Regions from separate parts of the Mus musculus genome. Here regions 2, 3 and 4 are each linked to region 1. A link is a loop called in an ENCODE intact Hi-C map of the cell type or tissue named here. Cell type or tissue: left cerebral cortex. All regions are shown on one strand. Region 1 holds the start of Bace2 (beta-site APP-cleaving enzyme 2). Region 2 overlaps Bace2 (beta-site APP-cleaving enzyme 2). Region 3 overlaps Bace2 (beta-site APP-cleaving enzyme 2). Region 4 overlaps Bace2 (beta-site APP-cleaving enzyme 2).

The links. Hi-C counts contacts between places; a loop is a spot of excess contacts. Peaks named below come from ENCODE experiments on the same cell type or tissue, not always from the same donor. Only the 100,000 strongest peaks of a DNase experiment are listed, where the experiment ranks them.
Region 2: it touches region 1 in a loop (1.8-fold over the local background); 3 of 42 quality-filtered maps call a loop at or near these places.
Region 3: it touches region 1 in a loop (4-fold over the local background); 3 of 42 quality-filtered maps call a loop at or near these places.
Region 4: a loop joins it to region 1, with 2.0 times the contacts of the local background. A loop is called at or near these places in 9 of 42 quality-filtered maps.

Annotation. Positions count from the first base shown.
Region 1 is chr16:97,352,467-97,360,466 of GRCm38, reverse strand. Bace2 (beta-site APP-cleaving enzyme 2) reads right to left here and starts at 3,739. Exons shown (of 9, transcript NM_019517.5): 1 at 3,366-3,739. The coding sequence starts at 3,665. In left cerebral cortex, CTCF peaks have their summits at 3,815 and 5,634; DNase peaks (open chromatin) are centred at 2,937, 3,797 and 4,128; H3K4me3 peaks cover 1,764 bases; H3K27ac peaks cover 322 bases.
Region 2 is chr16:97,440,231-97,448,230 of GRCm38, reverse strand. Bace2 (beta-site APP-cleaving enzyme 2) reads right to left here. Exons shown (of 9, transcript NM_019517.5): 9 at 5,295-8,000. It also overlaps the pseudogene Mx1. Among named protein-coding and RNA genes, the nearest start is that of Fam3b, 61 kb to the left of the region's middle. In left cerebral cortex, a CTCF peak has its summit at 4,203; DNase peaks (open chromatin) are centred at 697, 4,164, 6,045 and 6,714.
Region 3 is chr16:97,425,725-97,433,724 of GRCm38, reverse strand. All of the region lies in intron 8 of Bace2 (beta-site APP-cleaving enzyme 2), which reads right to left. Among named protein-coding and RNA genes, the nearest start is that of Bace2, 73 kb to the right of the region's middle. In left cerebral cortex, a CTCF peak has its summit at 3,302; DNase peaks (open chromatin) are centred at 2,176 and 3,421; H3K27ac peaks cover 1,824 bases.
Region 4 is chr16:97,414,142-97,422,141 of GRCm38, reverse strand. It overlaps Bace2 (beta-site APP-cleaving enzyme 2), which reads right to left. Exons shown (of 9, transcript NM_019517.5): 6 at 6,962-7,063; 7 at 143-292. Among named protein-coding and RNA genes, the nearest start is that of Bace2, 61 kb to the right of the region's middle. In left cerebral cortex, a CTCF peak has its summit at 4,059 (motif pointing right); DNase peaks (open chromatin) are centred at 1,598, 3,217 and 4,046; H3K27ac peaks cover 945 bases.

The sequences.
Region 1 (8,000 bases):
TTCCCCTTGCCTGGATACCTTCTTTTTTCCAACCTCACTTACTTAATGTGAGCTTAATGTGTTTGGGGGACCCTAGTGATTTACTCTTTTTTAAAAAAGCTCTTTAATTATATGGAGTCGTATTCTGTACTCTCTCAATTGCTGTGCTAAGAGGTTGCTCACTAACCCAGCACATGTGCCAAAGTACTCTGTTAAATGTTTATGTTGGAAGGCTTAAATGTGAAGACAGTTTGCCAGTTGTTTCACCCATATCAGTGCAGACGACAGAAATCTTCCAACAGAAAGCCTCCAAAGCCTTTTCTGAGGCACCATAAAGCATATAGCTGTGGACCTTTGCTATCTTCAGTTGGATTTATGGTGTGAGCATGAAAAGTATATTTTAATAATGTAGATTGCTATAATTATAATCACTTTTGAACACTCGTATTATTAATAAGAGCAAATTGCATGGTTCCAGGGCATGCCGGTCTCCTGTTAGATAGGAGTCACATAATGGTATCAGTGTGTAACCCTGACTCTCATCTCCATGCCAACGTGGGCCTGCCTGCCAGTACGGGGCTCTGAGGCTCTGTCAGGCTGCTGGGTAGCCTGTGACTCCTCACAGAGTCCGTAGGCAGGACAATGGATCCCAGTTCTTAATGAAATCACACAGGGGTAAGCATACTTCCAATGGCTGGCTTTCCCATAGGATAGCAGGACTCTTTTGATTTACACCCAGACTCGCATCTAGCATCCTTTCACTCAAGGACTTTCCTGCATCCAACTACTCCTTAAGATAGCCCTAAAGCATGGCCTCAAGGACGGGGAGAAAGGGTGATGGGGTATGGGAGAGACTTTTGGTACTGTCAGACATGCAGTCCCTAACATCCCAGCACTGGTCAGGAGCCACTGCCTAGTAAGGATACAGTGTAGCACAAACCAAGGAAAAGCAGACCAGAAACATGCAGGAATGAGCATCATCTGCCTGTGGTTCAAAGCCTAGCTTCTTCAGCCTATTGACCTGGGCTCCATTTCCTACCCTCCCTCTTTATTACCCCATTGCACTAGCAAGTCACTCAATGTTTCCAAACTTCACCCCTGACACCCTCAAGTCACATAGCAATACTAGCACAAAAGCTGGGCTTGTGGTGAATATTTGCACCAAACACCAGTCAGAAAGAGGACGGTCCCACCAAGAGCCCATCTAAAAATCAAGGTGAATAGCCTCCTGAGGAATAATACCCAAGCTTGTGACTTCCACAGGCAGGCACACACATATGCCCATACCTGTACATACACAAACGTGCATACATACCTCTACAGAAACACACACACACACACACACACACACACACACACACACACACACACATTGGTTAAGATATGAGAGGGTGGTTGTAAGAGAGACCAGAACTGTCAAGGTGTTCATCACAAATGGAGGCTGAAGACATTATGGTTATTAACATCTGAAAAAGTCTTGTTAATTTATTGCTTCCCTCCCTTTCTGTAAGCAATTTTACCTGGGGTTCCAGAGAGCAAAAATTCAATTCCATGAATGACCCTGTGCCCACTACTATAGCAGGAACTGTCTTTGGGGTTCAGAGGTCACCTCCCTACTGCTCTCTCTAGGCATCTGCAAACCCCTGCTGGCATCAGAGACACTACAGAGCCAAACCAGGTTGCCAACACCCAGCTTTTACAATGGAAGCACCTGATGCACAGATTTTGCTGTGAAGCAATTTGTCCCTTCATCATACCAGGGCAACAATACAGAATGGTTCACTCCTGTGGAATGATATGCAGAAATGGTACTTGTCTGTCACAAACCAGCCTTGCTTAGAAGCATGCTATAGTCTAGCTGAGAAATAACCTCAGAGGAAGTACTTCCTTGGCTGTGCTAAGGATACAAACCTGGGTGCTCGTTACATCCTGGGTAATTAAATTAATTAAATTTCATCACTGAGTTTAAAGTAAAGGTCATTGAATTATCAACAAAGGCAAAGCAAGGGAGAGCTTTGTAAGAGAAGTCTTCTCCTCCTCTTTAAAGTTTTTTTTTTTCTTCCTGGTTTCCTTTTCCTTAACACATGAGGACTCAGTTGAGGCCTGTGTATAAAAGAAAGAGGCAGGTCCCTCCTGTTCTATGCAGTCCTGCCAACGGCAGTTCACAGGATTCCCTCTGCCCTGAGATCATGCTCACATGGTGGTCAGACTGCTCAGGGGACCCTAAGCCTCCTCAGCTGACACTGCCACCCACCCCACCCCCCTTCAGTCTGCCCTGCAGCCACTTCTGGACTGCGCACACAAGGACCCTGTACAGCAACCACAACTAACGTTTTGAGTAAAACACTCTTGAAGGTCTAAACAACCACAGAAGTTACTCTGCAGTTTCTCTTTTTAAAAATTAGCATGGCTCATCCTCTTAAAGTCTTGAATAATTTAATTAGAATTATACAAAAGTCATGAGCATGTTCTATTTATGGGTAATCACATCAGCATGACAACCCCCAACGACGATGTTAAAAATAAAGTGTCTTCATACGGTGCGTTCAACTTATGAGACAACTTGAATTCGAATTGGAGAGGGTCGGATCACTTCTGTGAGGCTTTTGTTTCCCTTGCCAGATTCCGTGCTTGGGAGCCGGTGTTCCCTGTCACTCGAAGTGTTAAATGAACATCGGCACAAGGCGGGGAAGAAAGCTGTTTGGACTGCGTTTGTTTTATCTTTGACTCGCTACGCGCTTGGTGTTCCCCAGCAGCTAATGGCATTCACATTCTCCAACCCCCGCAGGATGCATGCCTTGGCGGGTGCACGGCTCCCAGAGGCTGGGCAGCCGGACAGCTATGAGGAAGCCAGCAAACAAACTCCGAGGAAGGAAGACGGCTGGCTCTGCCCTGCAAAGAGACACTTTGGAACCGGGTGTCTTTTAGCTGAGCTCATGGAGAAATCTCTTTTAAAGGGTACTGCGCCTTGGATGCTGTCCAAGAGTCTTTTTAGCAATGAGACAGCATAGAGATGGTATCAACTCCAGTGATTTCCCTGCACCTAACAGCACCTTTTTCCAAGACCCCACCCACCACCCACTCAGTAGGTACCGCTCTTGCTGGAAGGAGGCGTCGCTCCTGGGCCCGAAGCATGTTACAGGTTCCTTCAGCTGTCAAGCTCCACGGGGTGGGGGAGGGCCACCAAGTTCTGAAACATTTGCTCACACCCCCTGAGCTGTGCTCCGGCAGAGGCTGCGCTCCCTGGTGCGTCCCTAGCGCGCGCCTCCACTCCTCACCCAACCCATGCATCTCCCTGACCCTTCTTCCCAGTGAAAGCTACTGCCTTAGGGACGGCATTAAATCGCGTGGAGTCAATTCACAGAAACTACCGCCCCCAACCCTACCTTCTGCGGAGGGGTCCCGATCAGCATCTCTAGGTAGTAGCCGCGGCCAGAGTCCCCCTGAAGGTTGTCCACCATAGCCAAGAAGTTGGCAGTAGCCCTGACAGGCTCCAGTGCGAGGGCCAGACCATCGGCCCGGGGCAACTCGGGGGTCCCGAGTCCGGGAACAGCCGAGGCTCTGTGGTTCGTGGCCCGGGCCACTTGGAGGGGCAGCGTGAAGGGCGCGGGGGCCAGCGCGGGGACCGCACTCAAGAGCCACTGCGCCAGCACCGGGAGCAAGAGTGCTCGAAGCAGCGCGCCCATCCCCGCAGCGGGGGCTCGGCGAGTCTGCGAGCGCGGTTCTGCGGTCCTTAGCCGGCCGGGGCGGGGCGGACAGGGAGGAGGCTGGAGAAGGCGGTGCAGAGTTGAACAAGTTCTCAGTCGCTGCCCCCTCTGGCGGCCGCCTCCCCGCAGGCCCTGCCCCTCCTCCGTGGCCAAGGTCAAGGATGGGCGCGGGTCGCGCCTCTTCCCCGGGAAACTGGAGTGCAAAATTTCCCCGGAACGTGCCCGGGAGGCCACGGCTAACGGATATGACGAGGCTCAGCTTAGAGCTGCTGGAAAGTTTCGGGAACCCTTAAAGGGGCAGCTAAAGCGCAAACTGGCTTTCTGGTCCTGCGCTCAAGGAACCCCCGGGGGTCCACTGTCCCTGCAGAGGCAGAAGTGCCCTTAGGACTTAAGGCTCAGAGCGCGGGGCAGGCAACTGTGAAAGAGTGCACCTCTCCGCTTGCCAAGCGCACTCCAACAGGGTCTGGCTGCCTCTCGGAGCTTCTCCCACGCGTGGTTCTCCCCTTCCAGCTCCTTAGGAGTTAGCTGGTTCTCTGAGAAAGGATTTGAAGTATGAATGGAGGCTGGGGGCGCTGAGAGCCCCAGGGATAGGGGAAGCAGGTGAGCAGATTTTGAATTTCTGAGAAGGGATCTGGGTTATTGCTCCTTCCTGCTTACCCTCCCCTGAACCCAAAACCACAGCTTGAGGAGGTAGATTTGGGCCTGGTCTTCCTGGCTTTCCTCTTGTCCTTAATGCAGATCCAATTCCGCTAGGAGCTGAGCTCAATCTCCCAGGGATTCAGTCAGTCCACCAAGATAGTGAATTACTATCAGGGTCCCAAATGAGGCTGCCATCCAGCCTTCCCCCTCTTTCATCCTCCCACCAGCTCTCCGCAGATTATCTAATTAATACTTGTTTAGCCAGACACCGAAGCCGCAGAAATGCATTCAGAGGGCTATTTTATTTCAGGTACTGAACGCAGGGGGGACAATTACAGCAGCTAAACTCATCGATTTTTTGCTGAATCAAGGAATAGGAGAAATCTTTGTGTCTCCTCCAGCTGAATTATGTTGGCTTTTTTTTTTTTTAAAAAAAACAAACAAGACCATCTTCAAACAATGGAAAGTAGAAATCAAGCGTCCCTAATCCTTAACCGGAACTTCCAGATACAAGTGTCCATGCTTGTTCCCTCCTTTCCAATGTCAGAATCCTTTCTTGCTCTACCAGGGACCTTTCTGTCCCAGATCTTCAGCTGTTCTACTTTCTAAATGGTTTTGGTTACAGGTTGCACTTTTCCCCCCTCTTAACTCTATCCAAGCTTCAAGGAATCCCCAGTCACACGAAGGCAGGCCTGATTGAATTCCAGGATAGAACCTAAATTGTTATTGCCCATAAATCTGCATAGTTATCGCGAGCTCTTACATTCATATATTCACATTTAAATTCAAGATTGTAAGGAAAGGACAATTTAAAAAGAGGTAGTTATTTACAAACCCTGGTGTTCAGTCTTGAGGGGTTGGGGACCACCCAGACAGCTCTCAGAATGACAGCATCCTTTTGGAAGCACATGGAATTTATCGAGGACATCAACTCAGGTGCTACAGGATGTATAAGGTATAAGGTCAATATTAAAGACATTTGTGCTCTCTAAGGTTAAAAAATAAACACAGGGGAAATCTGTAAAACTCGGATCTAGTTAGTGTTTTTATTTGAAAATCTCTATTTCATGTAGCATGGCTATTCCAAGCTTTCCCTGGCAAAAGGGAGGTGTATAAACAACTGCATAGAGACAGGATCAAGAGCACATGCCGTTTTAATGAGTGGTAGGGCCATCTTGTCAATAAAGTACTGGTCGGGCCCTGAAGTGGTAGCACCAGATTCCTTGTCTTCACTCTGTGTGGCCTTAGCATTCTCCTGCCTCATTGCATTCACAACACTTCCTGACATGGGGTGCCTCAGTGGCACCCCCTGGAGATAGCTGGCTCTGCTCACTGGAGCTCTTCTCACACCATGACTTCTCCAACTTCTGATTCCAGGACCCAGCTACACTCTTACAAGTGACTGAGGGCCTCAGTATGTTGATCTGTATTTAACAAACTATGACTCCAAAATGAGAAACATTAACAATTAAAATAAAAACACACCTGGGTCCAATTAGTAAAGTGCTGACTGTGCAAACATGAAAACCTGAGTTTAATCCCAAGCACCCATTTATAAACCCAGGCATGACAGCGCTTCCCTGTAATCCCAGCAACCTGGAGGGCAGAGAGAGGCAATCCCTGGGGCTCACTAGCCAGCTATTCTCATCTAATTGTCAAGTTCTAGGTTCCAGTGAAAGATCTATCTCAAATAATAAAAAGAAAAGTGGACAGCTCCTCTGGTGGTTTGAATGAGTCTGGACCCCATAGGCTCATATGTTTGAATACTTGTTTCCAAATTGTTGGGTAGGATTGGGAGGTGTGGTCTGTTGGATGAGGTTTGTCGATGGCTTTGAGGTTTTGAAAGCTCACTCTAGCCCAATCCCCTTTGCCTGATGCCTTGGGATTAGATGTAAGCTCTCAGCTGTGGCTTTCAAGCCATATATATAGTGCCTGCTGCCGCACGTATGATGGTAATCATGGGCTAACCCTCTGAAACTGTAGGCAAGCCCCTAATTAATTGCTTTATCTTACAAGTTCCCTTGGTCATAGTGTCTTTGTTTGTTTGTTTGCTTGCTTGCTTTTTGAGACAGGGTTTCTCTGTGTAGCCCTGGCTGTCCTGGAACTCACTTTGTAGAACAGGCTGGCCTCGAACTCAGAAACCGGCCTGCCTCTGCCTCCCGAGTGCTGGGATTAAAGGCATGCACCACCACGCCTGGCCTAGTGTCTTTTTATAGCAATAAAACAGTATCTAAAATAACTCCTGGGGACCATTACCCAAGTTCAACCTCTGGCCTCCACAAGTACATGCACATACCCAATGAATTTACTTGCACACACACAAAATAAATAAATAAAATAGCAAATATATCATGGTGACCAACTTCCTCCCGTGTGTGTGTGTGTGTGTGTGTGTGTGTGTGTGTGTGTGTGTTTCCATGTATGGGCTCTGTGCTCATTCATGTGCAGGTCCCAGGTTGATGTTGGAAACTATCCTCTATTGATTACTATTCCTTATTCATCGAGGTAGGCTTTCTCAATCAAACTCAGAGTTCGACTCTATGATTACTCTAGCTAGTCAGCATGCCCTGGGAATGCCCTGTCTCTACCTTGAGTTTAGAATTGGGGGAGGGGGGACTGCCATGCTTACCCACTCTTTTACCCTTGCATGGCAAGCACTTTAACCACTGCACTGTCTCCCTGGTCCCAACTCAACATTTTAATGAAGATTATATCGTTGGGGTAGGGTGGAGGTTACTGCAATGAGTGGCATGACACATGTAAAAATTTCTGTTAATATCAGGATTAATAACAGCCAGCTAGATCCTCCCAACTATGTCTGCATTTGGTCTGTCTGCCTCTTACATGTCCCAAAGTTCCTGCAAGTCTGGAGTTGTAAAAGGGCAAAGTTTACTTTAGTGTTTGTATGAAACAGCTTTGACTAAAGGGCCTGCAGCTTTTGAGATCAATCATTCTCTACTGGGTCTTGTGTCACTGTCAACACAACCAAGCCGAACCAACCCTGTATATCAAACACTCCACCCACAGCTGGAGGAAACGGCTAAACAGGACCTGGACATTTTGAATCTGCTACCTGGACCAAGAGGCAGCATTCTTTTCTATCACTGGGCCTCAAGAAGGCTACAAAGGGCCCAGCCACCTGCAGCCCAGTGCAAACTTGCATCTCTGCTTTCTTCCGGAGTCCTATGTGCCTGCCACCTGACTTCTCCTCACCATGTATACATAAACTAAATCCTCCACTCACTTAGAACATTCTTGCTCTTACCCTGTCTTCTAATTTTTCAGCCACAGTTCTTTGTATGTGTTTGTGAATGTGTGTGAAGGGCAAAGGTCAATGCCAGGCATCTTCTTCAATATCTCTCCACCTTCTATTTTTTTTGAGAACAAGTTTTCTCAATGAACTTAGAACTTGTTGATCAGGCTAGTTGGGCAGGCAGTAAGACCTGAGGATGCTCCTGTCTCCACCTCCCCAGTGATAGGATTATAAGGGTAGACCGGCTTTTTAAGAGGGTGCTGGGGATAGAACTCAGATCTTATTGCTTGCAATATAAGATCTTTACCGACTCGAGCCCCGAGGTACCTTGCCAGCGGAAGTGCCCGACACCCGCAAGGGCCCACACAGGATTCCCCACGGGATCCTAAGACCTCTGGTGAGTGGAACACAGCCCCTGCCCC
Region 2 (8,000 bases), 88 kb before region 1:
GTGACACCAGAGAGAAGAAGAAGTTCCTGAAGAGGCGGCTTTTAAGGCTGGATGAGGCTCGGCAGAAGCTTGCCAAATTCTCCGATTAACCAGGCTAGCTATGTGGCTTTCCTGGTCGCTGTGCAATGATCCTTTAGCTGCTAACCTTATGTCAGAACGTTGCCTTTAGACTGTGGAAGCAAGCAAGCCCTTTGTAAACTCTGAGGAGATGAGGAGAGAGGAGCTATGGAGAGTCATTCTACTTCAGCAGGAAGACATGACCCTCTCAAAGCCTAGGAGGATGGCACCTCTCAGGATCCTGCTCCTGTCTTTTCTTTGTCAGGAGGATGTACTGGCTGAGCACCTCAGAAGGGTCGGCTTCTGGTTTTGTACTGTCCTGTCTGGAAGCAGTGCGAGAGGTGCCACAGGGTCCTGGTAGGACAGCTCTTCGTAGGCATACATTTTTTTTTGCAAAAATTTTAACAAGGATTCCACCTCTCTTTTAGCCCACCACCCATCAGAGGTAGTGGAAGAGAAAAGTTATTAGGCTATGGAGGAAGTGGACCTGTTCAGCAATAGTTCTTTGGGGGCAAGCTCAGTCTTCCTTGGCAGCAGTTCAGTCCCATAACAAACACCAAGTATGACTCAGCAGCTGCAGACCAGTCCTCTAGGCAGGCAGACACCACATACAACCAGCAGCTATAGTCCAGTCCTTTCCACAGGCAGAAACCAAGAATGAATCAGCAGCTGAAGTTCAATCTTGATGAAAGCTTGCCATCTAGCCTGAGGTGAGGCTGCAGAAGCAACAAACTGCTGCAGGAACCTCACAAGTAGTTCTTAGGTGAGTTTCTCTCAATGTCAGTGTTACCACAAGTGGAGCTCAACCATGCTATGTAAGGCAAACCATTCCATGCATGTTGATAGTAAAGAATAGCTAGACAGAGCAAACCAAGCCAAGGCTCCGTTGCTCATCTCCAACTGTTTGTGAGGTCATATTTATACTCCTTCATCATGGGTCCTTTCATGTATTTGCAATGTCATATGAAAGCATCCTTTCAGCTGTGTCTGCTTCAGGGAAACATTCTTTCATGTGTTTGCTTCAGCAAGACATCATTTCACCTGTGTACCCCAGCAAAACATCATTTGATATAACTAACTTTCCAAGGAAACTGGACGTTTCCACTTTAGCGCTTCCAATAAAATTCTTGCTAAGTGACACTTGCATGATTTTTCTTTTATTTGCGGGAGGGGCTGAACCCCACAAGAAGGGGAACAGGTAGGGGCAGAGGAAGGTGCACTGAGTCCACCCTTCCTGATAGGGGAGGTAGAACAAGGAGATAGATCAAGTGTTTCCAAGGGACTACAGGGTAGTCAGTGTGAACAGACAAAATAGTGGTGATACTCATCTGTTCTTAGCTACCAGTATAGGCTGAGAATCCATAAAGAAATGTTAAATGTCCTATTTAAGCAGAACACATATGCTGACAGATGCCAAGAACAGCCACTTTGGGTTCTCCTATGTGAAAAACCAGGTCCATCTTTCCTGTCCAAGTTCCCAGGACAACAGGGTACCACTTTTAAGGTAGCATCTCTGACATCATGAAGTAGTATGAACTTTGGGAAGAAGCTTATGAGCATAGATGCTGGGCTTAGTCTTGGGCTGCCTAAAGATGTAGAACCCAATAGAGAGGTCAATGTGGTGGGCCTCAAGGACTCTGTGGGAGGGGAAGGCCAGGTGAGGCCCTTCTAGGAGTCATGTGAAAGTTGGGTCCCCAGAGGAGCAGTCAAGACAGGGACATGTCACTCTCAGCTTCCATAGCACCTCACATCAGCCCAACCTGGTAAGCAGCCCTGACATTCTCAAATTAATAGGGAGCTCCAATGTGGCCCTGTGCTAGGATTAAACACATTAGTGATTAAGAATCACCCATAATGCATTTGTGTCACATTAAGGAAAGAAAAGCCCTTCCCCCTAGAGTCATTTAACAGAGAGCAAGTCCTGATTGAAATTCTTCACCTCATGATTCCCATGTCTTCTGTCTTCTGTCTGTCCGTTTTGGGAGTATGATTCTGTCCTGCCTTTAGACTGCCTTGTGAATCTGTCTTTATGTCTGTGTGCCTGCCACTGATAAAGGACTTGCCTTTGTATTTATCGAACAGCACAAAAAACATCATATGTTGAAGGAATAAGATGCTGGTTTACAGAAATCTTTAACAGAGTTTTACAAGGGACCAAGTTACAGGCTCTGATCTGCTCCAAACAATCCCAACTGACCCAGACAACAAATAGTACTACAACATCATTGTTTATCAACCAATACCAATAAATGCTTATTCATTTTAGAAGGCCTCTGTATTTTCTGTTTTCAGCAAATGATACATATCTAGTTCTAGGTCAGGGCCATTGAAAAACACAATTTAAGATTATGTAACTGTGCTGTCACTAATCTGAAGGGTCAGACTCCCTCCCCCCCCCCCCAGCCAGTGTGCACCTGAGCTGCAAAGAAAAACCCTAAAACACAACCAGCTCAAACTGTGTGTCAAGGCAGGGCACAGTCTATGTGTGGTTCTCCTGGAAGTCCTACCTAGTTTCTCTGCTCCTCGGCAGGTTGGCAGGCTGTCTGAGGTTACACTTGTCTGAAGAAGATGGAATTAGCCAGACCTTTGTTGTATGGCAGCTTATAGCTCTTGTAACCTCTTATAGCAAGACTCCATGTTGGCCTCTTCCCTATAGCCATGGTCACTAAAGCAGCACACCATGGCAGGAGCCAAGTGATGGCAATGTAATATAAGTATTACACTCCACAGAGAGGATCAGGAGACCCTCACCGGGGACTCTAGCTATGTCTCCCTTCCCCAGCTACAAGTGGCCTTGGAAGACACTAGCGTCGCTACTTAGTGAAAGGGTCTTCACGATGTAGCTTCTCTGAGACTGCAATTTGTGATGGGGTTGGATTTTGAGGTGCTGCTGCTGTCTGGGGGTCACCCACATTCCTGGGACTCACTCACTTGTGTTCTGTAAGCAAGCCCGATGGACTCACTGGCTTTACAAGATGGACACTGATGTAACTGTACTTTTGTCTCCAGTGATTCTCCGAGATCAGTAGGACTTCTAGTCTGAAGCTCAGATAGGCTGACTACATTTTGTTCATTGACATACAGTTTGTATATGTTAGACTGGAAACCTTCATCTTTATGTTCTATGTCACAGTCACAGGCTGAGGTCTTGGCCTGTGTGATCCGTCCCACAAAACCAAGCTTAATGACTCTGCACACATCCTTTCCTGAAGGAGTCAGTCCATCTTCTTTGTGCTCCTACCCCCCACCTCAGGGATTAGAAGCATTTTCATGGTGTGAATTTAGAGTTGCTTTGAAGAAGAAATATCTCAGCCCACAGTCTGTCAGTCCCTTTCCTTTACTGTTGAACATCCTGAACATTTTACTTGTTGTGGTTTGGTGCTATTAAATTAAAAACAAAACAAAACAACACCCCCCCAGCCCCCAAAACCTCTTTGATTTTCCATTTCAGTCACATAAGAGCAACTGCACGGGGTTAGGATGATAGATCTAGTAATGAGACAAACTTTAAAATAAATGTGTGTGTTTTTGTGTGTGTGTGTGTTTCTGTGTATGTCTGTTTAGGTCTGTATTGTATAGGTTGAAGAACAACCTAGGGTGTCAATCCTTAGGTGCCTTCTACCTTTTGAGTAGGATCTCTCACTGGCCTGAAACTTTTCCACGTAGCCCTGCCACCTAATCCTTAGGCGCCAAGAGCAGTCTTGTCTCTGCCTTCTGTCTTAGTCGCAGGGAAAGCTGACAAGCCTGGCTTTGTGTGTGGGTTCTGTGTATTTGAACTCAGGTCCCCGAGCTTGCATCACAGATCCATCTCTCCAGTCCTACAAAATGGTGGTTTTGTTTGTCTGTTTTATTTTGCTTTTAATATGGACCATACTTCTGAGAGTGAGAACCTAGACACATTAAGGCATCCTTCTGCGGCGCCCTCAGTTTTCTTTCTAGCATGACAGTTAAGCACACACGCACATAGAGAATTTGAAGATAAAACGTAATCTGGAAACCTGAAACAGTCTGGGCGAGACCTGTAAGCAGTGGAGTGGAAGGATAGGCCTTTGATAAACCGGCCTGAGAAAGCGACCCACGTTTACAGTCTCCAAGGACAGGTCTGTCCACAAAGCTTCTCAACAGCTCCGCCTAGTGTCAGATATGTGAAATCACACCTGCAAAGACACCCACAAATAGGGATGGCAAAATGTAATTCACTTGGGACTGTGGTTTCCAAAACAAAACCAATGGGAAGTGTCTCCCTGGTGATCAGAGAGTGGCAACCTGGGTGTTTACCCACTCACTGCTGCCTCCTCCTAATGAAGGTTTTGCTAGTATTTTGAGACAGGGCCACACGAGTAGCCTAGTCGGCCAGGAACTCACAATCCTCCTGTCCCAGTCACTGCCCCCACTCCCAACTCTCACCATCCCCGTTCTGAGTATGGGAACATACCACTGTACCAGCTCAAATGGTGTCTGAATGCTTTGAGAATTTTTTCATTTCCTCCCGTCGGGGTACTGTTAATAGGGGTGTACAGTCATGGAAGAGCCTACATTGCGTGTCTCCTTGTCACATATAAGGTATTGATGTCTCTGTGTGGGGGCAGCTGTGCTTTCTGTCTCTCTGTGGCCACAGTTCAATTTTAGGTATCTTTCTCTGTTGCTCTCCACCTTACTTTTTGAGACAGAGTCTCTTACCAAACTTGGAGTTCTCTCTTCCAAGCTAAACAGGCCGACCAGGGAGCACAGGGAATCCACTTATCTGTATTCCCACCTTCCCCCAGCCCTGGTGTGGTTTGGTTTTACATGGGCCCTAGAGATCTGAACTCAGTCCTCATGTTTTCATAGTGAGTACTTCACCCACTGGGCCATCTCCCTAGTCACTAAAGAACCCATTTTTAAAAATGAAATTACAGTTCTCAGACAGGTGTTGTTTGGTTTACTGAGTATTTCAGCCGGACCACTAAGCCACATTCTTACCACACACATGGTTATGCATCAGGTTCTGAGGCGTAGCTGCAGGATTGCTTCCGAGATAACTGAGCTGAGCTAAGCGCCACACCAGGGCAAACACTGGGGCTGTGCATCATTGAGTAGTGCCTGGTAGCTGGTTCTCAGGTTCTAGACCATTGAATATGGGCCCTCCATCCACTCACTTAGCTTTGATAGTTTCTAGAAACCTGCATGTTCGGTGACCTGCAGGAATTCCAGAGTTGAGACCCACGAGGCATGAGGTTAAAGAAACAGTTCTGAACCCAAGTAGGAAGTGTTATTTATTCATACTGAGTCAGACATCTCGCTTCTTTTCAGTGGTATATATCTTAGCAGGGTGGACAAGTACAAAAATAAGATTATTCTAGAAAACTCCAGGTTGGAGGGCCTAGCAACCATGTGGCCATTTGTGAGGAGCTACTCTGTGGCACGAATGCCTCTCTGTTTTGCACAGTATTCTAATCACAATTTGATTTGAAATCAGTTCAGTGCCCTGGAAATGGAGGGAGATTCCCCCAAGAAAACATTAACCAGTTAGAAGCATCTTCAGAAATACAATTGCCACTCAAGAACCCTGTAGAAAAAAAAAAAAAACAAAAAAACAAAAATACACTGTATAAAACACTACTTTCTGCCTCTTTTAGAATTCAGTAGATGGCTTGGATCATTTATTTATTTGTGTATTTACTTACTCACCATCAAGGTCTTATCATGTAATTCTGGGTGGTATGGAACTGTGTACAGAAGGCATTGTAGAGATCTACATCTGCCTTCCAAGTGCTGGGATTAAAAGCATGTGCCACTATGCCTGGTGCATGGCTTAGAGCTCTCCCAGCAGAACCGAAACCTTACATGCCTGAGAAGCAGGAGACATGAGTAGCCCTTTCAGTGCCTAGAGGAGAGCATCTTAAACCTTAAGGGTACTCAAGTGTGTAGATGAACAGAGGCAGTAGGAAACAAGCTGTTTTACACTCCAAACTTCAGCTTTTACTTGCACGTGAGAACCCCACCTACGCTGTGGGTCTGGACTGAGTCATCGCTAAAGAGACCAGCCTTCAGCTCCTCACTGGTAAGAATGCATGATCCTGCAGCAAAGGAGGAATTGATGAGGCAGCATTTTATACTCCGGGGGCCAAAGGACAAGAGTTCGCAAAGCTACGAAGACATTTCCCTTCCTCACGTCCTCCCACCTTCCTTTTCGTATTAGGGTTTTGTGAATGCTAGGCAAGAACTATACAAGTGAACTTCACTCCTAACCCCAAGAAATTGTACTTCTTGTGATTTTTACTACGGATTAATAAAGCCTTAACTAGCTATGTTTTTTGTTTTGTTTTTTAATCTCAGAAGGAGATTACCCAATGCTCTCTTAACACTTCATTCTTCATTCAGCAGAACCCATCCTGACAACGTGGAGCCCCTGTGAGAGTTTTCTTCCCCTGATAGGATGCCACAGCTTTACTTATCTCAGAAGGTTCTAGTAGTGTCCACACAGAACAAGGAGCAGCAGAAATCAGCAAGCCAGGTCCCACTCAGATCTGTGCATCTGTTACAAATACAAACTATCTAATTTCCACCCCACCAGAGAAGACACAGCAGTGTTAAATCAGGTAGGGCTGCACAGAAAGCGCAGGTGTCAGTGGTCTCTTTTTACAGACACCAATGTGATTCACAGCTGTGCTTAGCTTAAGAGAGGGCTGATTGTGCCTCTACCAGCTGTAATTATGAAGCATATGGGTAAAAATTCATATTGGCTGTGTGCTCTACTCTGATGAGTGAGGGACATGCCATGTGCTACAGCTTATCTCACACAAACATTTCTCCAGTTGTAAATGGGGGTGTGTGCGTCTGGCACTTTCCTGACACTGACTATTCCTTAATAAATGATTTAATATCATACACTTCTGGTTGTCACTGGGATGCAAATGTTACCCAAGGTTTGATCAAAAAACAAAACAAAACAAACAAGCAAACAAAACACTACAAGTCCTAATAGGGATTTGAACTTACAGTCTAGCCTTCATCTACTATCTTCTCCTTAAGAATAAAAATAATAGGGCACAGTTAAATTTAGAAACATAGGGCATCTGGGTGTGACATCTGATACTAAATCCATAGGAAGCTTGTGTGGTGGGAGGGAGGAAAAATCACTGTCCTTTGAATTTGATATTATGAGTACTCACTCGCCCACTCCTAATGAACTCCTCATTCGTGGGCTTTGTAGACACATGGGTGCCACCAGGAGGCTCAGTTTGGTTTTCAAAATCTTTAGCAACATGACAATTGCTTCAGTTTACTCTCTGACCCAGTGCAGTCAACCAGACTATAATTCAGATGCCTGATTCTGAATGAGACTGGGTACTTATGGACCCTAAGACCCATGAGACCCACTTCTACAGGAAGATCAGAGCCACTGAAGACAGGGCAGAGATTTGAGGCTGACAACAGGGTGGGTAAGTGGTCCAACAAGGCTGGTTATCATGGGACTGTCCAGCTCTGGCTGTCAATAGTCCTTCCTGGGTACACAGTCCCCAAAAGAAACTTGGCCAAGTCAGTGTGGCCCAAGTAACTTTCCCTTGCCCAGTGAACTCCCCAGCACATAGCCTTGAACCTGCAGCCTCAGACCCGGGTCCTGCTCCTGAACTCAAGGAATTCTGGTCTTACTGGAATAGGCATCTTCTAAACAAAACAAATCGTCTTCTGCTGAATGTCTGCTCAGTGGCCAGTGACCAATTCGAGGGCTTCTCTTTGGAGATTCCAAAAATGTAGGCCATGCTAAAAACACTGGAGTAAATTGGGTTGCCTACACTGTTCAGGGATATCTTGACTCTCCAGAACACTGAAACTGCAGGCTGAGGTGGGGGACATACCTCTCCTTTTCCCCCTCGAAGAGTTTAGCATTTATTAACTCCCAGGGATCCTAAACTCTTTGCTGATGGAATTGCCCAATCTCTGTTTGGCTCAGGCAACAT
Region 3 (8,000 bases), 73 kb before region 1:
TATCCCAGAGGCTGGGAGATGTCTTGTGTTGGATTTTAGACTCTCATAGAGGAATCTTGGAAGTGTGGTGGTTTGAATAAGCTTGGCACAGGGAGTGACACTATTTGGAGGTGTGGACTTGTTGGAGTAGGTATGGTCTTTTTGGATGAAGAGTGTCACTGTGGGTGTGAGCTTTAAGACCTTCATCCTAGCTGCCTGGAAACCAGATTTCTCCTAGTGGCCTTCAGATGGAGATGTAGAACTCTCAGCTCTTCCTATACCATGCCTGCCTGGATTATGTCATGCTCCCTCCTTGATGATAATGGACTAAATCTCTGGACCTGTGAGCCAGCTCCAATTAAATGTTGTCTTTATAAGAGTTGCCTTGGTCATGGTGTCTCTTCACAGCAATGAAACCCTAACTAAGACAGAGAATGACGAGCACTCAGTCTATAGGACAAGGTACAGCAAGGAGATGGAACACACAATTTACACTTCACATAGAGAAGAAGGGAAAGGCAGTACACAGGGAAGGATTTTAATCAGAAATGCCACAGATGAGTTCAGTTGCACATAGGATATTATGGCAGTGATTATCACCATTTTCTAATGAGGAAGTGAGAGGAATATTTAACATGATAGAGATACAGAAGATGTTAGAAGATCTAAACCAAACTTCCTGGTTTGAAAACAAGAAAAACGCATCACATAATAATGGTACATGCACTATAGACTTCCATCGTCAGGGTTGAAGAGATGGCTCAGCAGTTAAGACCACTGGCTGTTCTTGAAGATAACCTTGGTTCAATTTCCAGTGTCCACATAGTTCAAAACCATCTGTAACTCTAGTTCCTGGGGAACCAACATCCTCTTTTTGCACACCTCTGCTCACACATACATACAGCTAAAACACCCCTATATAAAAAACAAAAATAAATCTTTAAAAAAGACTAATCAAATTAAAGATATCATAATAGAACTATGTGAATTGACACACAGAGAACACTGAGAGCCAAATAGAGAACCTCAGTGTCTGTGGATTATCTCACACTTTTTCATGTTACAGGGCCAAAGGAAGGAGGACAGAAGACCAAGAAGACAAAACGGTAACTAAAGATTATAGAAATTAATGTGAACTATATATAAATTCATAGATTTCAGAGATGTGTGCATGTACACACACACACACACACACACACACACACACACACACACACAGAGAGAGAGAGAGAGAGAGAGAGAGAGAGAGAGAGAGAGAGAGAGAGACACATAAGCACATAGACACTCCCATCCCTAATGAAGAACCGAGAAGGGCATGGTCAGGTACAGTGGGGGAATTAGAGTAGGGTTTGATTCATGCATAACACATGGGCATGTGAGAATATCGTGCTGGCTCACTAATATGAACAATTAATTAATACATGCTCATAAAAATTCTAGAAAGGACAACACACAGAGTGCTTAAGAATCAGCCATGCCAGGTCGGGGAACCAACCCCAGAAATCTTCATACAGTTGAATGCCTGCATTTGTCTGTTTCTCATATATTTGTTATGTCAAAAAAAAAAAAACCCAAAAAAAACAAAACGCCCCAAACACTCCCATAACAACAACAACCCTAACCCTAACCCCCCCCAAAAAAACCACACTCAATAAAATCAAATTTTCGTCATTGTTACTTTGAAGTCAGAAGATGACCTTATGCGCTAGGTCTCAGAAACCTGGGACAAATGTGGCTGAGGTGGATATTAACATATTAAAGCAGATGCTGGCCAGCTCTCCCAGCACTCCCCACTGTACCCCTATCCCAAACCTTTCTCTCCTGGTGGTTTCTTCTCTCCTAGCCTGATCCATATATAATGCAGCCATTTTGGCTACCCTGTTTTCTTGTCATCTTTGCCTGGGACACCTCTCTTGGTCAGTGGTTTCTCTATTGCTTCCCTTCCCCATTTAGTCTGCCAGCCATGTTAAGCCTGAATTCTTATCTCTGCCTGTTTTCTCCCTTATATCTAAAATCTTCTCCAACTTTAGGACTCATCAAGTCCTCCTCCTCTCACTTAACTTTTTCATTCACCATACTCCTTTAAGACTTTCAGAAAAAGCACCAAGCTCGGGTTGTCATACATAACGCATTAGATAGAAACAACCACACACTCATGACAGCTATGTGCTCTGCAGCATTGGAGGAAAGTGGATTTCAAACCGAGGCTGAGAACTGGGGATGTGACTCATTTGGTATCGAGCCAGCCTAGCATGCAGGAAGCCAAGGTTCCAAGCCCAGCACTGCCCAAGCTGCTGTGGTAACCCCAGATCTAGGGAAAGCAGGAAGCTAAGAAGTTGTAGGTCATCCTAGGCCACATAGGGAGGTTGAAGTTAGCCTAAGACTCTTCTCAAAAACAGCAATAAGAGCTACATGTAGATGTTATTTTCTGGGACAGCCCTTCACTAGGTATCTGTGCGTTTGTTAGATACATTAACTGTGCTATGAAGCTGACTTAACCTTGCTATGTTGGATTTGTATATGAGAGGTCATTGTTCACTGTGGGGAGGGGAGTGAACCTGGGAGTGAACTCTGGCTTCAGATCCTTGCTCGTTGTCAGGCAGGGGCTATCTCACTGAGCTTAACTGCCCTGTGTGATCTGTGTTCTCAGCTACCTGCTTTGACTCTCACTTTCCTTATCTGTAAAATGGGGGTGTAACTGTGCCTATAAATGACAGTGTTGGAAAAATAGGTGAGTTAGCAGATGTTAATTTTGTACATGGTCCCTAGGGAACATGTCAGTGCTCTGTGATGGTCAGCTATTACTATGTTGTTACTTTGATTCTTTTATCAATGTCTGAGGTTAAAATTTAAATTGTGTATTTTCTCTGTTGTCTCCAGAAGGCCATGATGTGATTGATAATGAATGCCTTGAGAGATATACTATCATTTTACTAAAGATGCTTGTCAGATCCCCTCCCCACATGAGACATAAAATGAAACCAAACTGAAGATCTGTGATCAAGACCTTCCCTGCAAATGCCTGCGACAAGGAACATTACTCTGCAGTTAGAAGGGTTCTGGACACACGGTCAGCCCCCTCTTCTCTCTTCTCACTCCTCCCTCCCTCCCTCTTGCAGGAATCCTCCTATAGAACCCTTAGACCCCTAATCTGGCATTTACACAGAGAATGGGTGCACACCACTATATCTGCTTTTGACATGAGTGCTAAGGATTGAACTCAGGTCCTGTGTTTGTATGGCAAGCACTTTACTGGATGAGTCTTCTCCCAAGCCTGTATTCTCTGCAGTAGGCACACACTATCCATAGGGGTCAGAATTTTCATTTGTACAATGTGGAGCCAGAGGTTCTCAGCTTTGGTGTCTTTGACAATATTCTAAGTAGATAAGCACGGGCGTATCTCCGAGGCTCATCTTCACACCACCATCCCTATTTTTAAACATGAGCTGTACCAGATGATCCACTTTCAACCTGCAGCAAGAAAAATTCCATGGAATGACTGCCATAATCCACAATGTGTTTCAAGTTGTATGAGCTGAAATCTATATAGCTCTTGGGTGCTAAATGTCTCCGTCTATAAAAAGAGGCTGATGGTATTTCAGAAACCCTGGAGGCATTAAGACACCAGAGCTGTCAATTTAACTCTACCATTATTATCTGCTTAGCTGAAGATACTTGTACAAGGCAACATGGAGTCAGCTGAAGGGGTCCCAGTGCCCAGGGTAACTGTTTAGGAGTAAGCCAGACTTGGGAGGGTCAGTTCTACATTGATCACAGTATCCAGCTAATTGGCACTGTTCCATCTTTGCACAGATCCACCTAGGGATTCTCAGCAGGGTTGGGAGTTTGAATTGACATGGAAAGCAGAAAAAAGCTGACTGGGGAAAGGCTCAGATGGTGAAGTATTAGATGAGCAAGCATGAGGACCTGGATTAGATTCCTAGAACCAACCAACCAACCAACCAACCAACCAACCAATCAAAAAAAGCCCAGTATGGCAGCATGCTGTTGCAATTCCAGTGTTGGGGAGACAGAGATAGGTGGATCCCTGGGGCTTGCCCAACAGCCAGTGTAGCCTACTTGGCAAGTTCCAGACCAATGAAAGATGCTGTCTCAAAGAACAAGATGGAGAGTGACAAAAAGAAACCTGGAGTTGACCTCTGACCTCCATAAGCACAAGAACTCATATGTACATGTACTAGTATACACACATACACACTTACATACAACCTACAGTCTACATACACACACAAAGAAAAGGAGACTGTCTAGGCACTTTGCCCCAAGTGACCCCAAGCCCTGGCCACACTGTTGTACTCCACAGAAAACAAGCTAGGAAGTCTACAAACTTGGTCTTGGAAAAGCTCTTGAAGCCTCAGGGATTCTGATAAAGGGCTTCTGCTTACGGCTCCTCCACTGCAACCCTCAAGGAATTCTATAAACTAAGAGCTGCCCAAAGTTATAGAGCCAAAATAAAGGCAGTGGGAAATACTGGAAGCTCCCATAACTTTTGCTCCTTCGGTTGGTTCTGTGAGGAACTTACTCCTGTTCTAGCAGATGGAGGCTAAAATGCAGCTCCTACTATTTATTTAGCTAGGTAGTTCCTAGGGCTTGAACACTGGGCCTTGGATTTGCTAAGCACTGAGCTATATTATCAGTATTATTTTTTAAATAAACAGCCCTTTGATGTTATGGAGTCTAGCTCCAAACTCCTGGCTTGAGGGATGCCCCTACCTCAGCTTTACAAATAGCGAAGACTATGGGTGTGGACCAGTGTGCTCATATCATCCCAGGTTTTAAACATACCTCGGGGTGTGGAAGTACCATTCTCTGACCTGAAGTTCACATGAAGGCTAGTGTCTTCACGCCCTAGAAGGGTTAATTCTGCCACAATTTAGGGTGACAGTCCTTTATTTCAGACTGAGACAGAAACCTGGAGCACCTGGTCATATCACATTCATAGTCAAGAGCAGAAAATAGAAAGGATTCTATTTGCCTATTTGTCTATTTGTTTGCAATTCCCTTTTCTATACTTACACAGTCCATGACAGAAGTCAAGGGAATGATACCACCTGCAATGAGCTGGCCTTCCCACCTGAATTAATATCATTAAGATAATCTCCTACAGACATGCCACAGGACAACCTGACCTAGAGACTCTCTTGTGGATGCTCTCTTGCCTGGCACCTGCAGGCTGTACCAAACTGACAAGGAAAGTGAATCATTGCCAATTTGATGGTAGACAGAATTCAAGATGCTTTTCCACTTGCGATCCATTTCCTGATATTTAATCCACTTAATCCCTTCCTTTACACCTTAGAACCAACAGAGCAGGGCATAAACATAGCACTACCACTGAGACTGGCGTAAAGAAAGACTTTGGCTTATGTCTTAAGGGTTTCATGGCACCCCCTCATGGTACCCCCTCTTGGACCATTCATTCAGTGAGGGGCAGGGCGGGGAGGGAAATAGGTGCTGCTTTGGGATACTCAGGCAGGTTGTGGCAATGCCTTCATGGCAAGGAATGAGGGACCCCTGCCAACAACAACATGAGTGAGCTTAGGAGCAGCATCAGCTGATGCCAGATGGCTGCAGGTGATAACCAGATCCTTAGAAACTGCACTAGGAACCACAGTAAAGAGTAGCCAGGTTCAGGGGAAAGCTGTTATGTTAGGCAGCAACAGACATCTAATTCAACACTTACAAAATAAGACACGTGCAGTATCATAAGAAGAATCCATGCCAACTGAAAGAGGGGTACTAGCTACATCTACCACAAGCTTTTGAGGAAAATATGATTAAAAGTCTATTAGATCAGACTTTCTGTAAGCCTTATGCCCAGCCAGCCCACTGTGTCGATGAGTCTGTGAACTCAAGCAGCCTTAGATGGAAAATACTTGAAAAGGTGTTCTGGGTGCAGTTGGGTGTCCTCATTGTTCTGTGATCAAGCAGAACAGGAATCATTTACATTGTGTTTGGACTGTATCATGTTACCAGAGGTATGTAAACGGGTTAAAGTATGTGTGTGGTGAGCCTGGGTTAGCTGTGCACACAGCACCATTTTGCACACAGGACTCAAGCACCCATGGATACTGATACTTGAGTGCTGTCCTAGGACTTACCCTCCAAGGGTAATGGGAAGTGAAAGAAAGCTTTCTAGAATTTACACCATATAATTAAGAATAAAAATGATAAAGGAAGGGTATCTAGTCCATTTCTCACAGGTCTAGGGAGCTTGGCTGCTGTAACTGCAGCCCCAGAGAAGAAATCTCTCTAATAAGCTAAATAATTTGTGCTGAAGAAGAGACATATACCAAGGTATCTTCTCGCAGCTGTGAAATCAAGTGTGTAAGTGCCAAGGCCTTAAAAATGTTTTTAAAATACCATTTGAGAAAGTAAAACACTTGTATCACAACATCAAAGAGTTCAGAATGAAATCAATAGAGAGAGCTGCACTGCCTCTCTGTGAGACAATGTCAAGACTCATCCAGCAGTGAGCTATTCAGATAGCAAACTGTTGCCACACCCCAGCAGGTGTTTATGTGCATACAATGTCAGCTGCTGCAAAGGTAGCCCTGGCTTCACAACATTTCAGATGGAAACTGGGGTTGTGGGGAAAGTGGCTTGGTTCTTAAGATTCCCGTAAAAGAAGTGCAATATTCAGAGTTGAGAATACTGTGACAGCTCAGGCCACGCTGTCACATGAGACAGGGAAAGACCTCAGTGGCAACATAACAGGATAAATTACACATTAAAAACATGAGGGGTTGGGAGCAGCTCAAGCTACTAAAGTACACATCATACATGCATGGCGACCTGAGTTTGATCTCTCAGAGCCCATGTGAAGAAGATGGGCATGGTGACAAGAACTTGTAATCCTAGCACTGAGAGGCAGAGACAGGTGGATGCAGGGATTTGCAGGTCAGGCAGCCCAGCTAAAGTGGTGATTGCCTGGTCAACAACAAGAGGCCTTGTTACAAAAAGCAAGGTAGATGGCATCCTGGGGAGTGACAGCTAGGTTGTTCTCTGTCCTCCACATGCATGTTCACACATGCACACATGTACTGTCACACTCACTCATGCACCTGTATACACAGGAACACCACATAACACACACACACACACACACACACACACACACACGGTACATATCAATCATGTATGTCTGAGCTGGGTGACTGTGTAAGTTATCTTTACAGATTAGACATAGGTTTTCCTCTTAACATGGTCCTTACATTCTCCAGATGGCTACCACACCTTCAGAGATACTGGTTCTCTGATGTGATTGCATTGTGCTGGTTAGTTTTAATTGTCAACTTGACTCAACCTAGAGCAACTTCAGAAGAGAGTCTCAGTGAGGGGTGCCTAGATCAGACTGGCCTGGGGGCATGTCTGTGGGAGACTGTCTTGATTACATCAATTGAGATGGGAAACCCTGCCCATGGTAGGTTACAACATTCCTTAGAAAGGAGACTCTGAACTTGAGAGTGGAGAAAGTGTGCTGTGCATTAGCATGTGTGCATTAATTCATTGCTCTCCACTCAAGACAGTGGATGGGATGTGACTAGCTGCTTCAAGCTCCTGCTGCCCTGATTTCCCCCTCCCATGATGTAGAGAGCCAAATAAACCCTTTCTCCTTGAGTTGCTTTTGTAGGGCTATTTTTTTACAGCAGCAGGAAAGAAAGCTAAGATAATCTTAACCTTCTGATCCTCCTACCTTCATCTCCTGAGAGCTGAGATTTATACACGTCATTACATCCGATTTTATGCCGTCATTGTGGTAGGGCTTGAACCTGGGCTTCCTGCATCCTAGGAAGGCTCTTTACCCACATATCACATTCAACCCCTAAACTTTTGATTTTCTGAGACAGGTTTCACTCAAGGCAAGACTTCTGCCTCAGCCTCATGGGTACAGGGATTATAAGCATGACCCACTATACTCAGTTTCCAAACAGTTTTCTTAGTCCCTTGAAAGGCTATTGTGAAACCCTGCAGTTATCTTGACCACCTTCTCTGATACA
Region 4 (8,000 bases), 62 kb before region 1:
TCCCTACTATATAAGGCAGACTGACAGAGAACAGTAGACATGCAGGATCAAGGAGTAACAAGGTGGTAGCCATAAGTGTCTAATCATGCATGAGATTTGATTTTTGTGAGTTACACGTGAAGAACAAAAACCAGGTTTGTACCTGTGGGAGAATGGTGATCCGGAAGGAGCGACTGGCATTCTCATCTCTCAGGTAGATAGAAATCTTAGGGAAATATGCCCATGGCGTTTCAGAATTTGTCCAGCATGCCAGCTGGGCCCCTGTCCAGAAGCCATCAGAAAACTCTGGAATCTAGACAAAACAGATCCTGTGAGAAGCAGGCACCAGCCTGGCACATAACAGGAAACAGCTCTCCGTTTCCCTGGTCCCAGCACTAGACGCCCACAGGGATAAACAACATCTCATTTGGACAGAGTGACAGGGACATCAGTCTTCTGGAAGAGAGATGGTGATGACACAATAATAATTATTAAAACTGCAAAGACACCCAGATCGCTTCCTGGGAGTAGCTGTGATAAATGCTTTGCAAATGACTACTTTAGCCTTCGAACACACCAACCTGTGTGTGTTACCACACACATTACCCTCTCACATTACCAGGGAGGGAACCAAAGCATAGAGAGGTATGACAGCTCGCCCCAGGCCACAGAGTAACAAGCGTTTAAAAAAATTCTAAAGGTATATAATATACCCTGATAAAAAGCAACTCAGGGCAAAGAGAATTGATCATTCCTCTTACAATTCGGGTTACAGCTCGTTACAGTCAACATGTGACAATGGCAGAAAGCAACGTAGCTGGTAGAGTTATACTCACAGTTGAGAGCAGGGAGAAACTGACTTGTGCTGTCTGGCTGCCTTCACCCAGTTTTCTCATCTCTTACACAATTTTAGGGAATGGTTCCACCTACAGTGGGCCGGGTATTCTATTTCAATGAACAATCTAGATGATCCCCACAGACATGCCCACAGGCCAACCTGAACTAGATGATTCTTCAACTGCAATTTTCTTCCCATGTCTGGTTTATATCAATGTGACACTTAAAACCACACATCACTGTGGCCTTCAACACACTCGGGGACATTGCCTGCCTGTGGACTCCGGGGTTCATTTCTACTCATTGCTTCCTGGTGCACTGTTTTTAAACATTCCTCCTTAAGACCTCAGTCCAGACCCCACCTCATCCACAAAATCTCCTTAACGTCTACCTTAACAATAGCACACTGTTCAGGTTGTCTCCCACTTAGCTTTCCCTGCGGCAGCTCATGGTGACAAATCTTGCTTCCTGGTAATGAATGACCCTGTCTTTGAACCTAGAACTTCTCAGGGCAGCGTCCCTCACCCGTGCTTGTGTAGGTCTCACTATGTGGGCCCAATATCTACACAAACACAACACTGAAGAACATGTGAGGGAAAAGTGAGTGATACCTAGGACCAAAAGGAGGCCATCTGTGCTGCCCATCAGGACCTGGAAAAGTGGTGCCACTCACCCACTTCCATCTGCAGGGGAATTAACAGGCTTTTTAGACTTGTGCCACCTCAGCCTCAGGTCCTGGGTTGTGCCTGAGCTATATATTGGTGGAAGGAATGTGTCTGACAGAGCTATAGAGGGTTGGAGTGTCACCAGTGGAATTTCCCTGGCAAGAACTCAGGGCTGGGAGTGAGAGAGGCAGAGCCACAGCAAAGGTGTTGACAGGAACCTGCCCATTGGGTGCCAGGGACAGAAAGAGAGGTGAAGGAAGCTAAGGGCTGTTGGGAAGCAGCAAAGCCTGCATGCACTCCACTTTCCCAGGAATGTACTCAACAGAACCTCAGATGTGATCAAGTGGGAATGTAGACAGCTCATCTGTGCCCTGAGTTCTCTGAGCTCTAGGGATGGTTGGGATATATACTCTAGAGTCACTAGCAGATGGTGTTGGGGGATGACAGGTTATTCCCGAGATTGGGAGAAGCCAGGGCCAGGAGGCAACCCTAAGAAACAGGTGACACCTACATCCTGAATGCTAGGTGGGTGTTGTGTGTAACAATGGCACATGCTAGGTGCCATCACCTACCCTCTGAGGCACAAAGCCACCTGTTAATCCTCCCACACAGCCAGAGTAGACTTGTCAGGTTTCTATTGCTGGTGGTAGTGCATATTTGTCTTTTACAGAAGTGATGGATCACCAACAGGACCATAAGACCCTTTCTCTGATGAGCTAATCAGGATGGAGGATTCATCATCTTGCTGGATTTCACAGAACTAAGAGTGCCGGGGCCTCCACGGAACACTCAGTGTTCCAGTGAAATGCATGACCAGTTCCTATGTGTAAGGAAGAGTGAGTCCCAAAGAATGCCAGAGAGGACAGGCAAGTGCCTAGATGGTACAGGTCAGATCTAGAGGTCCCTGAAAATATGGCCGAGTCTCCCTAGGGGCTGCTGTATTCCAAACTCAGGTCAGTTTTAAAGTTGGAAGACACTTTCTGTAGGTGCCATTTTGATGGTGAATTCTATAGCCAAGGAGGTGTCACTGGGTTGAGCCACAGCTGGGATTTCATAGCTAGGTTGCCTGGAGCTTGGGAATCCTTTTATACACAGATCTAGAAACTAATCCTTCTATATTCTGCCTGAATGACATACACTGAGGGACAAATGCCGAGACATTATAGTTTCTTCCAGTGTGGATATAGCTCAAGTAGGAAGAAACCCAGGCCAAGAGAATGGGCTTCCCATGAGTCCTGTAGTAAAGGGGACCAATGCCCAGAGGCTCTGCTCTGTAAGGCAAAGGATGTACACTACTGGAACATACCTCACCCAAGGCTGACTATCTCCTGCCTTTCCTCCCTGATGCAGGTGCTAAATGAAATCATGAGATAATTTTAGACACAGCAAACAAATGTTGTAAGCTCCTGGCCTCTGTCTCGTGGTTTGCTTAAGTCACGAGATGCTGAGATGAACTCAGGGTATGAAACCCTCACCCCTCCACACACCTACCCAGCTGCATACAAAGGCTGGCTGTGGCTCGCTGGCTACTACACACCTGACACTCTACACTGGTTCCTGTGATTATTGTAAATCCCTTAAAGCTCAGAATGCAAAACCCGAAGGCGCTCACTCTACTCCTGCAGAGGACATACTTATATTTAAGCACTGGGCATATGCTCCTTATTCTAAGTAGGGTCTGATTTTTAGCAAGCATTCTAACTTTACAGCATGGAAAGACTGACTTGGCATTTTTTGGGGTGTAGCAGCTGTTGGCAAAGATAGGGATTTGTTCTGCTTTTAGCATGGCTGCTCTGGACCACTGCCTGACATTGGAAACCAACCCCTTGCTGGGTGCGCTTCCCATAGAGATCTAAGCTTCTGCAATTTGGGGACTAGCTAACTGAAGTCTCTCTTGGATCTAAATTTTTGCTGGTACCTGACATACAGCCATGGTTATCCACTTTTCTGTCAGTGACTGGGATTTGGCCAACTTGGTCTCTCACCTGCCCCTTGACAGCATCACCTGCAGGGTCTGGGCACAAAATGATCATGTTTGGTCATCTAGTGAAGACCTTGAGTAGACATGAGAAAGACAAGGGGGACCCACCTCTGTCTGGGCCCAGGGAGGTGTTAATACTGTTAAATTATCAGTTACAAAATCTGCCAATGTTGTTTGTATTTTAAGTACACCTATGATGTTCATTTTCCTGTAAATAAGCAAAAATGTTGGGACAGAGCAATTTGACTCCCTAGTTAGCAGTTGATCGACTCCTCCTTGCTGTTCTGCCTGTCTTAAGCAAAAGAATTATCAGCCTAGCAGCCAGCTGGACTGCCCAGCAGACTTTTTGTTGTGATAAGCCTGGGTGAACTCTAGATGATCCTGAAATTATGTCCAAGAAACAGTTCCCCTGGTAGTCTAGAAAAGGTATTGTGTGGACTGGTGCTACGAGGCAAGGAGATGATTGGTGCAAACAAATGGCTGCAGTTGATTCAGAGCAAATGCCTGCTAGTGGTCAAACAAATGCTGTGATTGGTCCAAACACCCCTTTGAGCTGTGGGAGCAGGCTGCTCAGGTTCATGCAGAGAACTGACAGAAGAGGGCAGCACCAGTGACGTGTCAGAGTAAGAGGAGCAGCGGCAGGCAGGGGGCTTTGCAGAGTGAGCAGAGTGCAGTGGGAAGCAGGGCAATGGGGTAGTGGGCAGTGGGTATCAGGGCAGCAGGCAGCAGGACAGGCTGAACAGTTGGCAGGCCAAACTGTGTAAGAATCTGATTGCTTGCACACTGGCTTCCCAAGTAGCCCTCATGAATCTTCCAGTCCAGCAGCTACGAAATAAAAGTCTCAATGGAAGAAGACATAGATGACAGAGGTGACAGTTAAAGGTGATAGATGGAAATATAGTCTCGACAGCCCCAAGATGGAACCAGGGGGGTCCTGGAGGGTTCCCTGATACCAGACAGAAGAAATTGGGTGGGGCTTAATTTTACTTGGTATACACTGAACATGGAGTATTCCCTGTTTGTTGGAATTCTGAAAATGATCCAATACTGGGGATCTGACCTAACTGACATTACTTCCTTGAGGAATCTAGAATATCATGGCACTGTGGGAAGTTGGTTAAAGTGGGAGGTACAGCCCAGCTTGGAGTGGGCACTGAGGGAGAGTCTAGAGCTCTATAGTGCCCTGGCCCTCTCCTATATTCCCTTTCTCTGTGTCCTGACTGGCCTGGCATGAGCTTTTCTGCTCTTCCCCAATTTCCCCACTGTGAAGGGCTGACACCACAGAAAACAAGAATACAAACCCTTCTGTGAGGTACCTGCCCCAGTCATGAACAAATAACTAAAAAATACACACCATTTGACATACAATGCTGCACAGACTGGTATTTTTTCATGTGTGTATATGGTATGAATGAATGAAAGTATATATGCATACATGTGTGTGCTCATGTATGCAGGTACAGTTGCAAATGTATATATGTGTGTTGTGATGGTTAATTTTACATCAACTTTATACAAATATAAACATATCTGAGAAGGACTCTTAATTGAGAAAATGGGAGAACCAAGCTCACTGTGGGTAGGACCACCCCTGGACAAGTGTTTCTGGGTGCTATAAGCAGGCTGAGTAAGACATAGGGAGCAAGTCAGCAAGCAGCACTTCTCCATGGCTTCTGCATCAGCTCCTACCTTCAGGTTCCTGCTGTGAGTTCCTGACTTGACTTCCCTTGGTGATGGACTATAAAGTTGCAAGCTGAAATAAACCTGTTCTTCTCCAAGTTTCTTTTGGCCATGCTGTTCTATCACAGCAACGGAAACCCTACCTAAGACGTGTGGAGGCCTGAAGTCAATGTGAATGATTCCCTCAATAGCTCCTCAGTTTATTGAGAAAGGCCTTTTGCTGAACCTGAAATTTCCATTCCAGTTTGTTGAGTTAGCCAACCTGCTCAGAGGAACCTGTCTCTGCCTCCCCAGTGCAGAATTGCTGGAAATGGAAGCCACTATGCTCATGTGTGCTTTGACATGGAACCTAGAGCTCTGAAGTCCAGTTCTCATGCTTGCATAGTAGGTGTTTTATCCACTGAGCCACCTCCTCCGTGCTGGACAGATGCCTTTGGTTTATACTACTGGTATACACTCCCTGGAATGTTGGGATGATGCTGTGAGAAACAGTAGGCAAGCCTCAAAGGCTATGCTGTTTTTGATGGCTAGTCTTGGCTGTCAGCTGTCAGTCAAAGTTAGTTTATTGTGAGTCCATCTAATAAATCATATATAGCCATTCTATCTGTTCTGCTTCTTTAGAGAACCCTGACTAACACACTACCCTCAGTTAGATATATTTATAGTTCAGGACACGGCCAGCAAACAAATGTTACTTTAGCCAACTGGTTTGTTTTCTATAAGGTGTTCAGATGCCATTCTAGGTTAAATGAAGAGCAATGAAGAAACAGATTTAGGGCTTGTTCTGCTTTAAAGGATACAAATGCAATCGTGCTTTCCTGTTACTTGAGCACACAGTTATGTGCTAGATAAGTTTTTCTACCATTAACAGCATGGAGGAAACAGTGGGGTTCCAAAATTGTAATGGTGTGTGTGTGTGTGTGTGTGTGTGTGTGTGTGTGTGTGTGTGTGTGTGATTCCTACTGTCTTGAAACGTCATGGCCCAGTGCTTTAATTGCAGGTCTGTCATGCTGCTGGTGTGAGCATGCCTGCTGTACTGACAGCTGTGTAAAAGCAGAGTGATAGCAGACACTATGCAACTGGCTTATGCATTGATATACCTCGCTTTCATGGCTATTTTGTGTACTTCTACTTATAAAGTTTACTACAAAGCCATAAGTTGTGCACACATATTATGTTTTTTATGTTTCATCTATTTTTAAGAGTTTATTAATTATTATTATTGTGGAATACACATGTGTAAACACATACAGAGGGACCACACATGTGGCATACTATTCAAACGGAGGACAACTGTGGAGTTGGTTCCCTCTTCTTCTTTACATGGGTTCTGGGTATCCAACTCACGATGTCAGACTTGAATGGCAAGCACCTTTACCCAGTGAGCCATCTTGTCCACCTTTCCATCTGATGATTGGCCCACATCACCCAGTTTTGTGTAAGTACATCTCATGATGCCCGAATAACAAGAGCATCACTTGGCAATGCTGTCCTCAGACCATATTGCTGTCATTAAGTAGCATATGATACAATCATACTGAAGATTTTTTTTTTACCTCAGATCAAAAAAAAAATTCTTGTGCCAACTCAACTATTAGTTAAAACACTGGGAGTATTGCACACTCAGAACCAAACCCTCTGAAGTTGACATGAAGGTATTGCAGACAGATTCACACCAAAATGTAACTTGATAAGTAAACTTCACAAGCAACAGTTTATAAAACAACCTGCTCTTTAAAAATCTTTAGAACACTGAGTAATAGTTCAGAGACTTACAACACATAGTTGTGCTCTAGAAAATTCCCATCTTGGGACTCACCAGAGATGTTCGTGCCACAGCTTCCACCACTGCATCAAACACCTTCTGGGGCAGGCGCAGGAGCGTGGTGCCACTGTCCACAATGGCCTTGTCTGCGTTATACTGAAACGAGGAAGGGAGAAGACACTGAGCAGTGCTGGGTTCCCCATCCATGTACCATGACCCCGTTTCTATCATGCAGCCACAGTATCTCAGTGGTGACTAAGTCTTGTTATATTCCAGAGCTCAGTCATCAGGGCCTCCATGAAAGTGTTTTACTCCATAGATAAGGAAACTGAGGCACAAGGAAAAATCAGGACCATAGCCCTTAGCTCCTAGGAAGAGCTTTTTACCTTCCTGGAGCTGCCCAAGTTGCTCTCCCCTCATGCTGGGCAGAGGGATGGGCCACTGGACTTTAGAAATTAAAATGACCCTTTTAAAAGCAACTTCAACAAACTGTTCAAAAATCTATTTTTTCTATTATATTATCAATAAAAAGAGAAGGATAATGCTTAATCGATACCCCCTATTTGCCTTTGGGAGGGAAATTTAATAACAACACACATATGATACATGATGTGTACTCCATTTCATTTGATACAAGTCTGTAGTCTTCAGTGATAGCTAATGGTCTATAACATTGTAGATTTGTGGGCTTTGGTCTCTATAGCACCTACCATAGACCAACATTGATTAGAGGTGTTTGTGATCATGAGAATTCAGGGCAGCATGGAGACATGTGAGAGTCAACAAGAGAGGAAGTGCTACAAGGGGTTATATAGTCACTGGTTGGTGATCTTCAGAAGGCATCTAAAACTGGCTCACAGGTCAACTTTCTCAAGTTGTCATAATCCTAATGCCAGAATACAAAAGGAATCAAACACAGTGTAAGATTGTGTATGTGCAGTGTAACAGCTATGTGTAGACCTGCGTAGTGACATGGTCAAGCTTATGCATGTTTATTAGTCTTCTAGTTATGGTGTGTGTGTGTGTGTGTGTGTGTATGTGTGTGTGTGTGTGTGTGTGTGTGTTGGAGTTAAAGAGGATAAAGCTGATGATA